Linked DNA regions of Mus musculus: region 1 is linked to region 2. The links are chromatin loops, found by intact Hi-C in ENCODE. Cell type or tissue: left cerebral cortex. All regions are shown on one strand. Links, peaks and the distances in the headings refer to the core of each region. The heading gives the core; the rest is flanking DNA.

The links. Peaks named below come from ENCODE experiments on the same cell type or tissue, not always from the same donor. Only the 100,000 strongest peaks of a DNase experiment are listed, where the experiment ranks them.
Region 1: it touches region 2 in a loop (6-fold over the local background); 2 of 42 quality-filtered maps call a loop at or near these places.

The regions. Positions count from the first base shown.
Region 1 is chr3:116,936,632-116,942,017 of GRCm38, forward strand. The region is part of intron 3 of Palmd (palmdelphin); the gene reads right to left. Among named protein-coding and RNA genes, the nearest start is that of Gm32148, 14 kb to the right of the region's middle. In left cerebral cortex, for the core only: no CTCF peak of the experiment used is centred there; DNase peaks (open chromatin) are centred at 2,922 and 4,369; H3K27ac peaks cover 1,233 bases.
Region 2 is chr3:117,004,815-117,010,200 of GRCm38, forward strand. No RefSeq gene overlaps it. Among named protein-coding and RNA genes, the nearest start is that of Palmd, 39 kb to the left of the region's middle. In left cerebral cortex, for the core only: no CTCF peak of the experiment used is centred there; DNase peaks (open chromatin) are centred at 2,070, 2,725 and 3,216; H3K27ac peaks cover 1,420 bases.

The DNA of each region.
Region 1 (5,386 bases), core at 133-5,132, 68 kb before region 2:
AATATTATTATGAAATTAAGGCCAGTACGGGCTATATGAGACCTCCCCATCTCAAAAATAAGCAAACAAAAATATAATTGAGGGTATGTAAGCAAATCAAATAGGAGATTTTAAAAGTATTTTATTTTTAACATTTAAGCACTAATAATTTTCACCAAACATTTAGCATCTTTACTAAGAATGGATTTATTCGTTTTGCTCACCTGGCATAAAGGCATACACATTGTATAGACATGTAGGTAAAGCCATACATTGCTGAAGACTCACCTACCAGTGTAACAGTCACATGCTGTGGGTCAGGGAATAAAAGGGCACTCATAATGGCGAACATGCACTTTGCCTGGAGCTAGATTTGTTGTCTCTAATCATGAGCATTTGAGAATAGGGCAAGGAACACAATGCAGCTGTCAGATGAGTAGAACTTGTGAGGCAGCACAATGGTATGGAAACAAATGTCAGTCTCTGCTGAGGACTGGAAATGGCAGATGTTTAAGAGAGCTAAATAATTTATAACCATATGCAGACAGCTTGTGCAAGAGTGAGCCCGGTCTTCTAATAAAAATCTGTAAATAGTCACAACCGTTGGATGGGCTGGTGAGACTCTCATGTTTTGCCACTGCTGCTGTTCAGTTAGGGTAGAGTGAGTTCATAGAGAAAGCTACCAATCAGAGTAATGTTTTGTATTTTAAGAGTATCATTCATCAAAGAATATAAGAAACAAAATTGGTTTTTAAAGAATCATTCATACCATGTGCAAGTTATTAAAGAAATCATTTTCAAATTAATGCCAATAAACACACACTCGAGGCTGGTGTGGCAGAAGGGAATTGGTTAGGCTTCTCAAATGATCTGGCAGGACAGAAGTGGACTGTGTAGATTTTAATTAGGGCATGTGGATAATCCAGTAGCACTTGCCAATCACTTAACAAAAGCAGAATAATTGCAACAATAATTTGATTTGATTTCTGCATAGGTGTCCTGAGTTTCCCAAATGACTTTCAAGTACTGTTTCAGTTAGTACACTGTACATGATCTCAAGATCACCCAGCTATGATTTAGCTACTCTTCCCCCGACGGTTGTTAAAAATTAGGAGAAGGTCAGGCCTAATTGCTTTTAATCTCAGGACTAGGGAAACAAAGGTGGGTGGGTCTCTGAGATTTCAAGGCCAGCATAGTTTACATAGTAAATTCCAGCAACAGCTACATATTTTAGGAGGAGGAGGAAGAGGAAGAGGAGGAAGAAGAAGAGGACAGTTAGGGTAGGGTTGGGGGAGAAAAACAATTCTAGCAAACAAGCTATTTGAAACTATTCCATGAAATGGGAAAGGATATTCAGGTATCTACATAGCTGTTAATTTTCTTCATTTAGAAATGGCCACTGGCTTTGCACCTTGTAACCCTTAACATTTGTCACAGAGTAGCTTCTATATTTTCTATGTACTTCTGTTTTACTTTGTTTCTTAATTTTAATTGTTCTTACTTGATTTCATGTTGAGGATCTTTAATCTAGCAACATGGCTGCTCTGGCAATGGATCACATCCAAAGACCTTCTAGGTCTGTGTGATCTAGTTGGCATGACACACCTTTAATCTCCCTTGCTAGAATACATGCGCACCCTTAGTACACATCTTTAATCCCAAACAATAGAGTTGATTTGTAGAAGTAGCATGTTTGAAAGTAATGTCTAATTGAGGGGCAGAAAAATTAACAAATCAGAGAAAGAGTTGACAGAATGAGTCAGAGGTAGGATACACCCAACTCTCATGAGAACAGGCATGAGAGAGAGTCAATTTAAGAGCAGTGTAGGGAGAGACAGTTGGAAATTGGTTCAGTCAGTGCAGTTTGTGCAAAAAAGTTGAGTTCAGTTGTGTTTGTTCACAAGTTCCATTTAGTTTGTACATTTTGTGTAGTTCAGGCCAGGAGAGGCAGTTGAAGCCAGAGAATAAGAAGGATCCAGAAGATTAGAACAAATTGCCAGAGTTAGTTTGAGGCCAAGCAGAGAAGTTCAGTGAGAAGTAGAGAAGAGCAAGTTTGCATCAGTCAGCTTGGAGAGGAGTTTGAGCCAGAAGAGCTGAGTTGGATCAGCCAGTCAGAGTTCAGAAAGAACTAGTAAGGGTGAGTTTATTCAGCAGTAAGCCTCCAAGACGACAATTACATCTGGAGAATAAAAGTTACTTTTACAATTTCAAGAAGAGGGTTTATTATTTGAAAATCAACAAGTGTAACTTCCGATCCAAATATAACATTTGATAACCAACTCCGGGCTAGTTCACTGTGGGTGGTCCAAATGAACTCAGCAATACTTGGCAGACAAAGGATTTATGGAAAGGGGTGGGTGTGGTTTATACAAGTGGTGGGTATGGTTTGTCTTCAAATTGTTAAATATTCCTTAAAAATGGAAAAGCTGGGTCCCCATGGCAGCACAGCTCCTTCCTTTAATGCAATGTCTTGGCTTTTGAAGATTTTATTTTCTGTCACTAAGACTTAGAGAATAGATCCTTGAAGATAATTTACCTCCTGCTTTTTTTCTGTGTTTTCTTACTCCATCCAAGACAAAGATTTACACATTCTTGCAAAGGCTCTTAAATTTTTGTTTTAAGGCATGAAATGCCAATTGGTATGAGAAAATAAATGTAAAATGTAAAAATACTTAGAAAATGTAAAGGATCTAAAGAGAGACAAACACAAATGTGTGCATTTTCTGGGAGTTTTATTGCTCTAGAGTCGTTTTCAGATGAGTGGAAGGCAAATTCAGTGAAATGACTCAAGAAATGTGTAGCTCTACAGTCAGCCTTCTCAGGGCCTGGATGTTACCAAATTTATAACATTCTGTTCTGTCCTGCCTTAAGTGTAAAACTAGGTTGGGACTGCCTTTAGAGGATGGCTCAGAATAGTGCTTGGGGTACCAGTATCAATGGGTTGAAAAGGTATCATGGAAGGGCCCCTAGAAGTTGTTCTAATCCACCTGTCAACATACTCCGGTGGCAGGTATTTATTTAGGGCCAGTTATCATTCATTCTCTGTTTCTGATGGCATGAGATGTGACTGCTAGGCACGGGCAAGAGAGAAGGCATGGGGATGGGTTGAGAAAATAAAGGAGCAAGAACAGATGGAAAGAAAGCAAAGTGATGGTGACATGTAAAAACTTGCCACCGACAGCTCAGAGCCCTGCACACTGCCTACCATATGACTTCCCCTTGACCCAAAGATAATTGTGTGCTTATGACTTTTGGTTTTGAAAACTTAAGGTTTTTTTTTCCCAGTTCATTACTATTGAAGGTATTCACTATTTTATTTTTAAGTCTATCCATTCACCTATCTATCAATATGCCTACCAGCTATCACTCTTACTAGTCTGTTAATGTCTATGTATTCAGAGCCATTATTAGTACATAGAGGTGTGTGTGTGTGTGTGTGTGTGGTGGGGGTATATATGTACATTTGGTGGAATGAGCAGCCATTTTTCCTTTCTTTAATTCTCTCCTTAATTCATTCTCTCTCTCTCTCTCTCTCTCTCCCTCCCCTCCCCTCCCCTCCCTCCCTCCGTCCCTCCCTCCTTCCCCCTCTTTCTTTCTTTCTTTCTTTCTTTCTTTCTTTCTTTCTTTCTTTCTTTCTTTCTTTCTTTCTTTCTTTCTTTCCTTCCTTCCTTCCTTCCTTCCCTCCCTCCCTCCCTCCCTCCCTCTTTCTTTCTTTCTTTCTTTCTTTCTTTCTTTCTTTCTTTCTTTGAGGTTTGGGTTTTACTGAGTTTATTTGGTTAAGTTAGAACTAAGGATCCTGAATTAAAATTAATCACTCTATCTGGGACATTAAAAACAACAGCAGATGAACTATTACAAACCTGGTAAAGCAATTAGTAAACGCGGAGAGTGAAAAAACATGTTTAGAATGATCTTGACTCACGGAATTGCCTCAGAATAACTTCTTAAGTGTTCCTAGGCAACAGAACTTTAATTAAAGAGACAAGTGGTGGGTTTCTCCCCCTCTTTTTCTCTCTCTTCCCTCTTAGGTTGTCACAGAGAACAGCTTGCTATGTCCCTGCTATATGGTATTAGATACACCTATTTGGGTCAAAATAGGAAGGCAGAAACATTCAGAATGGGCTATTTCCACCCAAATCTCTTGCTTATTCAACGAGGCACTAGTTCCATGAAGGTGCACGTATCCTGTGTTAGGTACATAAGATCATTAAGCAACAGAGAAAGAGTGAACTTTATATTTTGACACCAATAGTTTGGGTTTCCTTTTGTCATTGAATCTTGCCTCCCCTCTTCTGAGCTAACCAAGCAGTATCCTGTTATACGATAGTGAGCAGAATGCACTGTCTCATATTCTCCCTGTGTGAAGGGCTTTTTTGAGTTCTGTGGGACGTGGCTTCAGCTGTTGTCACAGCCCACGTCTTGGCTTTTCTTATGATGTAGAGTCGCACAGAAATACAAGACTTCACATGTACCTTTGCCGAAACTCCCACCTACGAAGAGAACAACTTCTAACTATTTGGGCACCAACGAAAGCTTATTAACAGAAGGCAAAAGGTCAGAAGAGTCCTTGGGAATGTGAGAAAAAAAGCTTTGAGAACATTTAATCATAAGTAGCTTAGCTTATCCTTCTCGAAGGGAATGTGGGGTGTTTGCCTCATTCTCCTTGGCAGTTAACCTTTTACATTTTATACTTCTGACATTTCTGTCAGGCACTCTGCATGCGCCAATTAAAGTCAGAGGTCTTTGGACACGATTCAAGAAGTAAAGAGTGTCTGGAGAGGTGCTTGATTGAAGGCAATTCTGTCATGGAGAACTAGAGGGCAGGTGCAGGAAAGGAACCAGAAAGGTAATGAAAACTTGCTGGGAAAACAACTCCTTTGCAGACTCTTGTTTGTGTGTGTGTGTGTGTGTAGCCCTGGATTTCCTCTTAAGTGTGGGGTGCAGGACAGCAGTTGAAGTGTTAGAGTAGGGTGTCTATACCAGGTTGTATGTCTGTGCACATGGCTTTCTGAACTAAGAGGTCAGAGAATCCATGTCAACAATCATGACGCAATACATTCACAGGTCACACAATGATCAGGGATCCTTTAAGAGGCAAACTGAAACTCTGAGCAGAGTATGTTAGAGGACATGGTAAGTAGCCTTCTCCTGGGAGCATTGCCTCTTCAGTTATTAATCAGGGAACCAGGAAAATACTTTCTCAGTAATATGTTCTTAGGCTAGGATTGTGATTCAGGGACAGAAACCATGGAAACCCACTTAGTTTGTGCAATGTTCCCCACCCCCCTTTGGAAGAAAGTTCACAAGGATTAGTAAAAGGCATGGCTCCACTTCAAGGTTGTGTGAGTTAGGGAACCCTTGAGCTTTTCAGATATGTCAAATGCTCAGGTAAGTGTCTGTATAATGG
Region 2 (5,386 bases), core at 122-5,121:
CAACCAAACACAACAAACAAGATACAAGAAAGCAATGCAAAAGCCCTCACCACGCTGTGGCTGGACACTGTGATCAAACAGGAGGAAAAGAGCCACAGAGCAGACAGAGTCAGAGACCCACCCTCTCCCACAGTGACAGTCCCAGGGCACATATGGGCTCACAAAGCTTTGGCTGAGATTGGTTCAGCAGCTCTTCTTTGGTTCAGTGTCTCCTTTCTTCTTCTAATTGTATCCTTAAAAACCACCCTCCTCTCCATGAAGCTTTCTTTAGCCCATACAAATCTCCTCCTTCTATGATTCCTGTGACATTTCCAGTTCACATTATTTACACTGTACCTTTTCTTTTATAAGATTGCTAGTTATCATAAGACACCTACTTGGTATCTATGGTGGCTTGAATGAGAAATGTCCCCATAGACACAGATATTTCAAAGCTTTATTCTGCATTGGTGATGGTGTTTGAGGAGTTCCGGAAGCATTTAGGAGGTGAACCTTGTTGGAGGAAGTAAGTCACGAGGGAGTGGGCTTTGAGGGTTCACGTTCTTATGTCACTTCCGGCTCACTGTCCGTGCTTCTGGTGTGTGCCCGAGATGTCATCTCCCAGCCTTCTGTCACCATATCTTCCATGGATATCTAGTTCTCTGGAGCCATAAACCTGAATAAACTCCTCCTTAAGTTGATTTGATAGTATTACTTTATCAGCTGCTCTAGTATACTTGCAACGTTTATCCTCATTAAACGCTTAAGATAAACTACAACACTACACAACATGACAGAAAAAAGAAAAGTCGGGATTGTCTCAGACTAAAATTTCATTCCTGACTCTGCTATTGTGACCTTAGGTGACTTTTTTTTTTTTTTTAATGCATTAGGTGCTTCAGGTATTAAATGGTATTAGTGATAGCTGTCCCAAGGGTTAATGTAAGAGTAATGGTCTAAGTACCGGATACATGTAAATTATTTACTCAGAAAGTCTTTCAACCGAATGACTGATCCCACAACCATCCTTATGTAAACACTGGAATTAAAATGATTTCAGTAACTTTATTAAAGAATTCCAGAGTATTTCAAACTGTTTAAACTTCACTTTTAACTTCTCTGCCAAACTATGACCTTCCTTCTGGGGGTCATTTGCTTTCTGAAGTGGCCTGGATCTTACTATTGATTATCACAGAGAGAAACTACCTACCCTGATAGAGTCTCTTCCCCCACATATCTCACCTTTAAAACTTGCTATACTTTGTATCTCTTGTTAGGTAATAAATAACCCAACCCCCAAAATCCCCTTAGTGATTTAATGTACTAATCATCTCTTATAGAAAGAAATTCTGTTCCATAGTTCTCTGGGTCAAGAATTTAGGATCATTTTTACAACATTCCAGTCACAAGCCAGTTGGGGTTGCTGTTATCTGAAGTCTTGACGAAGGCTGGTTAAATCCCATTTTTAAGGTAACCCCCTACAGTGGATGTTGGCCAATTATTTTTGCAATGGTTGTTATCCTTGGGCTTGAGTTTTTTCTATAGTATATGACTGCATTACCCCAAAGAGTAATTAAGATGAGAGATCAAGACAGAAGCTGAAATGTCTGCTCACACTCTGTTCCTCTGCTCACAGACTGTCACTTCTGCTATATTGAACTGCTCATACAGGGTAGTCCTGATTCATCCAAATAGGAACTTGCTCCAGGCAGGAGTGCCTGGAGGCAAGGGTCATTGTAGATTGTGTTTAGAACTGATTACCAAGGGCTAAGCTCTGATCTCCAATGATTACCGTGTGCCCTACTTAAAAAAGTCTCAACCTCCTTCCTAAAGACCCTCAAGTCTCACGCTATTGCAGCATCATCCCAAAGTCTATGATAGTATCACATCAGTCAGATCAGGTGTGGCTTCCTGAATATTGCTCTTCTAGATCCAAAAACTTGGTATCTGTTTCCTACATACCCAGAACCTCCGGATTATGGAATAGGCAGAGGAGAAAAATGAGAGCCACTGTCTCACTGCTCTGAAACACAGCCAAATATCCCTTGCCAACTCTTGTTGTGCTCATCCTTGTTCCTGGGAAGGCATCTGTATGAGGCCTTGACCGCATAAAGTTTTCCTTCTTTTTTTCATTAGGTCAGAATTCATAGTTCAGTGATGTTCTAAATGTGCTTCTTGTTCATAGGGGTTAGGAGCCCCTAAGCTCTCTCATTTTTGTACTCTCAATACAAAAATCTTTTTGAGTCTTCTTGATACAACATAATTCTTTTAAAAGTTTGTGGGTTGCTAATGAATAGTTTACTCCATTATACAAAAGCCAAGCAGGCATGCCTTTCAAGGTGCAACACTCCCCACTTGACTGTGATCTCCTTCAAGGCCACTGAGGAAGTCTTTTCAGGGTCTGAGAACACATTCTCTTCAAAGGAGGGAGTTTGTGAGACTCAGCTTGGAGAATTTAGGCCTATTGACTAATGTTTTCCTTGGATACTCCCTGCGTTATGTCTAAGGTTTTTGCCAAAGATCCTAAAGATTTTTCTCTCTTCTGGATTTAGCCTTTGATTTAAATTCATCCCTTGATTTGATACTTTTGGGAGAGTTAAGAACAAGGGTTTCAGCCAATCCTGACTTCTTCATATGCGGTGTTTTTTCTTCTTCTTAGCTCATTTGTCCGCTGCTGTTTAACTGTAAGCACGGAAAAGAAGCCAGGTGGCACTTTTAGCACCCTGCCTGGAAATCTCCTCAGTGGGAACATCCAGTCGATTAAATACATTTTCCACTTTGCCGGTTACTGCAGGCAGCGGTACTGCTAATCTTTCTGTTGCTATGTGGGTAGGATGTCTTTTCATCCAGCTTTTGGTAACATTTCCTGCATTTTAATCTCTCCCCTCCATTTTCTAGAAATACTGTAGGTTCACAACCATACTGGATGGGAAACAGTGTTCCTATACATGCCTCCCCCTTCTTGCCCCCCTCCCCTCAGAAAGCCTCCCCCAAAAATCTCTGTAGGTGGGCCTGTGCATTTCTATAACCAGCGAGACTCCATGCAAGCAGCATTTTAAAAAAATTTTTTTAGTTTTTTACTTATTCACTTTACATCCTGATCACTGACTACATCCTGGTCACCCACAATCCTTCCCCCATCTCCCCTCCCTTTCTCCTCTGAGCAGGTGGGAGCCCCCTGGGTATCCTGTCCTCCCGGGCACTTCAAGTATCTGTGAGATTAGGTGCTTTAGAGAAAGGCCACCCATGGCAGACAAGGCAGCTCAGTTATAAGAACATATCCCATGTACAGGCAACATCTTTTGGAATAGCCCCCACTCCAGCTGTTCTGAACCCAAATGAAGGCCAAGCTGCACATCTGCTACTTATGTTCGTGGAGGCCTAGGTCTAGCTCATGTATGTTCTTTGGTTGGTGGTTCAGATTCTGAGAGCCCCAAATGTCCAGGTTAGTTGACTCTGTTGGTCTTCCTGTGGAGTTCTGATCCCCATTCTGGGCCGTCAATCCTTCCTCCTGTTCTTCTACAAGAGTCCCCAGGCTCTATCCACTGTTTGGCTGTGGGTGTCTGTATCTGTCTGACTTGGCTGCTGGGTGAAGCATCTCAAAAGGGCAACCTGCTCCTGTCTGCAAGCAAAGCAGAGTATCATTAATAGGCACACAACATTCTTATTTATTTATTATTAGATATTTTCTTTATTTACATTTCAAATGTTTTCCCCTTTCCAGGTCTTCCTTTCAGAAACCCTCATCACATCCCCTCCCCCTTCCTCTAGGAGGGTGCCCCCCAACCTACCCACTCCCACCTCCACACCCTGGCAATCCCCTACACTGGGACATCAAACACCCTCAGATCCAAGGGCAGCTTCTACCACTGATGTCCAACAAAGCCATCCCCTGCCACATATGAGGCCAGAGCCATGAGTCCCTCCATGTGTACTGTTTGGTTTGTGATCCAATCCCCAGGAGCTCCAAGGGGGTCTGGCCTGTTGACACTGTTGTTTTCCCCACTGGGGTTACAAACCCTGTCAGCTCCTTCAGTCCCTTCTCCAACTTCTCCATCGGGGACCCTACGCTCAGTCCAATGGTTGGCTGTGAGCATCTGTCTCTGTATTTGCTAGGCTCTGACAGAGCCTCTCAGGAGACAGCCATATCAGGCTCCTGTCAGCAAGCACTTCCCAGCATCCACAATACCATCCAGGTTTGGTGACTGAATATGGGATGGATCCCCAGGTGGGACAGTCTCTGGATCACCTTTCCTTCAGCCTCTGCTCCATACTTTGTCTCCATATTTCCTCCTGTGAGTATTTTGTTTCCCCTTTGAAGAAGCACTGAGCACACAGCATTCTTAACCAGAGTTCACAGTTTAGTGCTCACTCTTGGTGAGTTGGACACGCATGTACATATGTATCCAACATTATAGTGTCATTTATATAGTATACAGATACACACACACCCATACACACACCTATATCTCCTGTTTTTGTGTTTGTCACTGTGACAAATTCCCTGACAAAAAAACAACAAAGGGTATAAAAAGATTTTTTGGCTTACAATCCCAAATTATAATTAATCAGTTTGGGGAAGTCAAGGCAGGACCTCAAGCAGCCAGCCACATCATAGCTTGCATTGTGTTCACTTCTCCTCCCTTATGCTGTTCAGGACCCTCAAGTATAGTGGATGGTGCCACCCACAGAGGACTAGCTTACCTACAGCAATTAACAGTTCCCCACTGACAAGTCCACAGGCCAACTTGCTCTCTGTAATCCCTTATTAAAACTCTCTTCCCAGGTAATTCTAGGCTGTGCCAAATTGATGGTTAAAACTAACCTGCACAATCCATACTTTCTTGCCATTGTCGTCATAGCTTTGCCCTTTTCAGAATATCATATATTTGGACTCATATAGTATGCAGCCCTTTCAGATTGGATTCGGTCATGTACTAATGTCTTTCAAGTTTTCTTCATTCTTTTTCGTGGCTTGAGAGCTCATTTCTTCTTAGCCTTGAATAACACACCATTATCTGTATGGGTCACAATTTAGTGATCTGTTCCCTCAATTTCTGTAAAATGTGTACTGAGAGCCTCTGTGAAGCACTCCAGGACTTTAACAACCTTTTATTCCAAGTCCATTATGTTTTACTAAAATTTTTTCAAGGTTCTTGTAGTTCTGTGGGTCACTCCATCTCTAGTCATTCCCTGGTACTTTATTTAGGCTTTCACTACAGATCATTCCATTTCCAGGAACCAAAATAACCTCTACCAGCAGGGTTTGCTAAGAGAACAATGCGTACATATAAACATGCCTTATTGTGCATAAAAAACAATAACATACGTGCACAGTGACAGGATTTTTAAAAGAGATTTGTGAGTGCAGTTGTGGAATTGATTGCAGGATTTATACAAAGCTGTT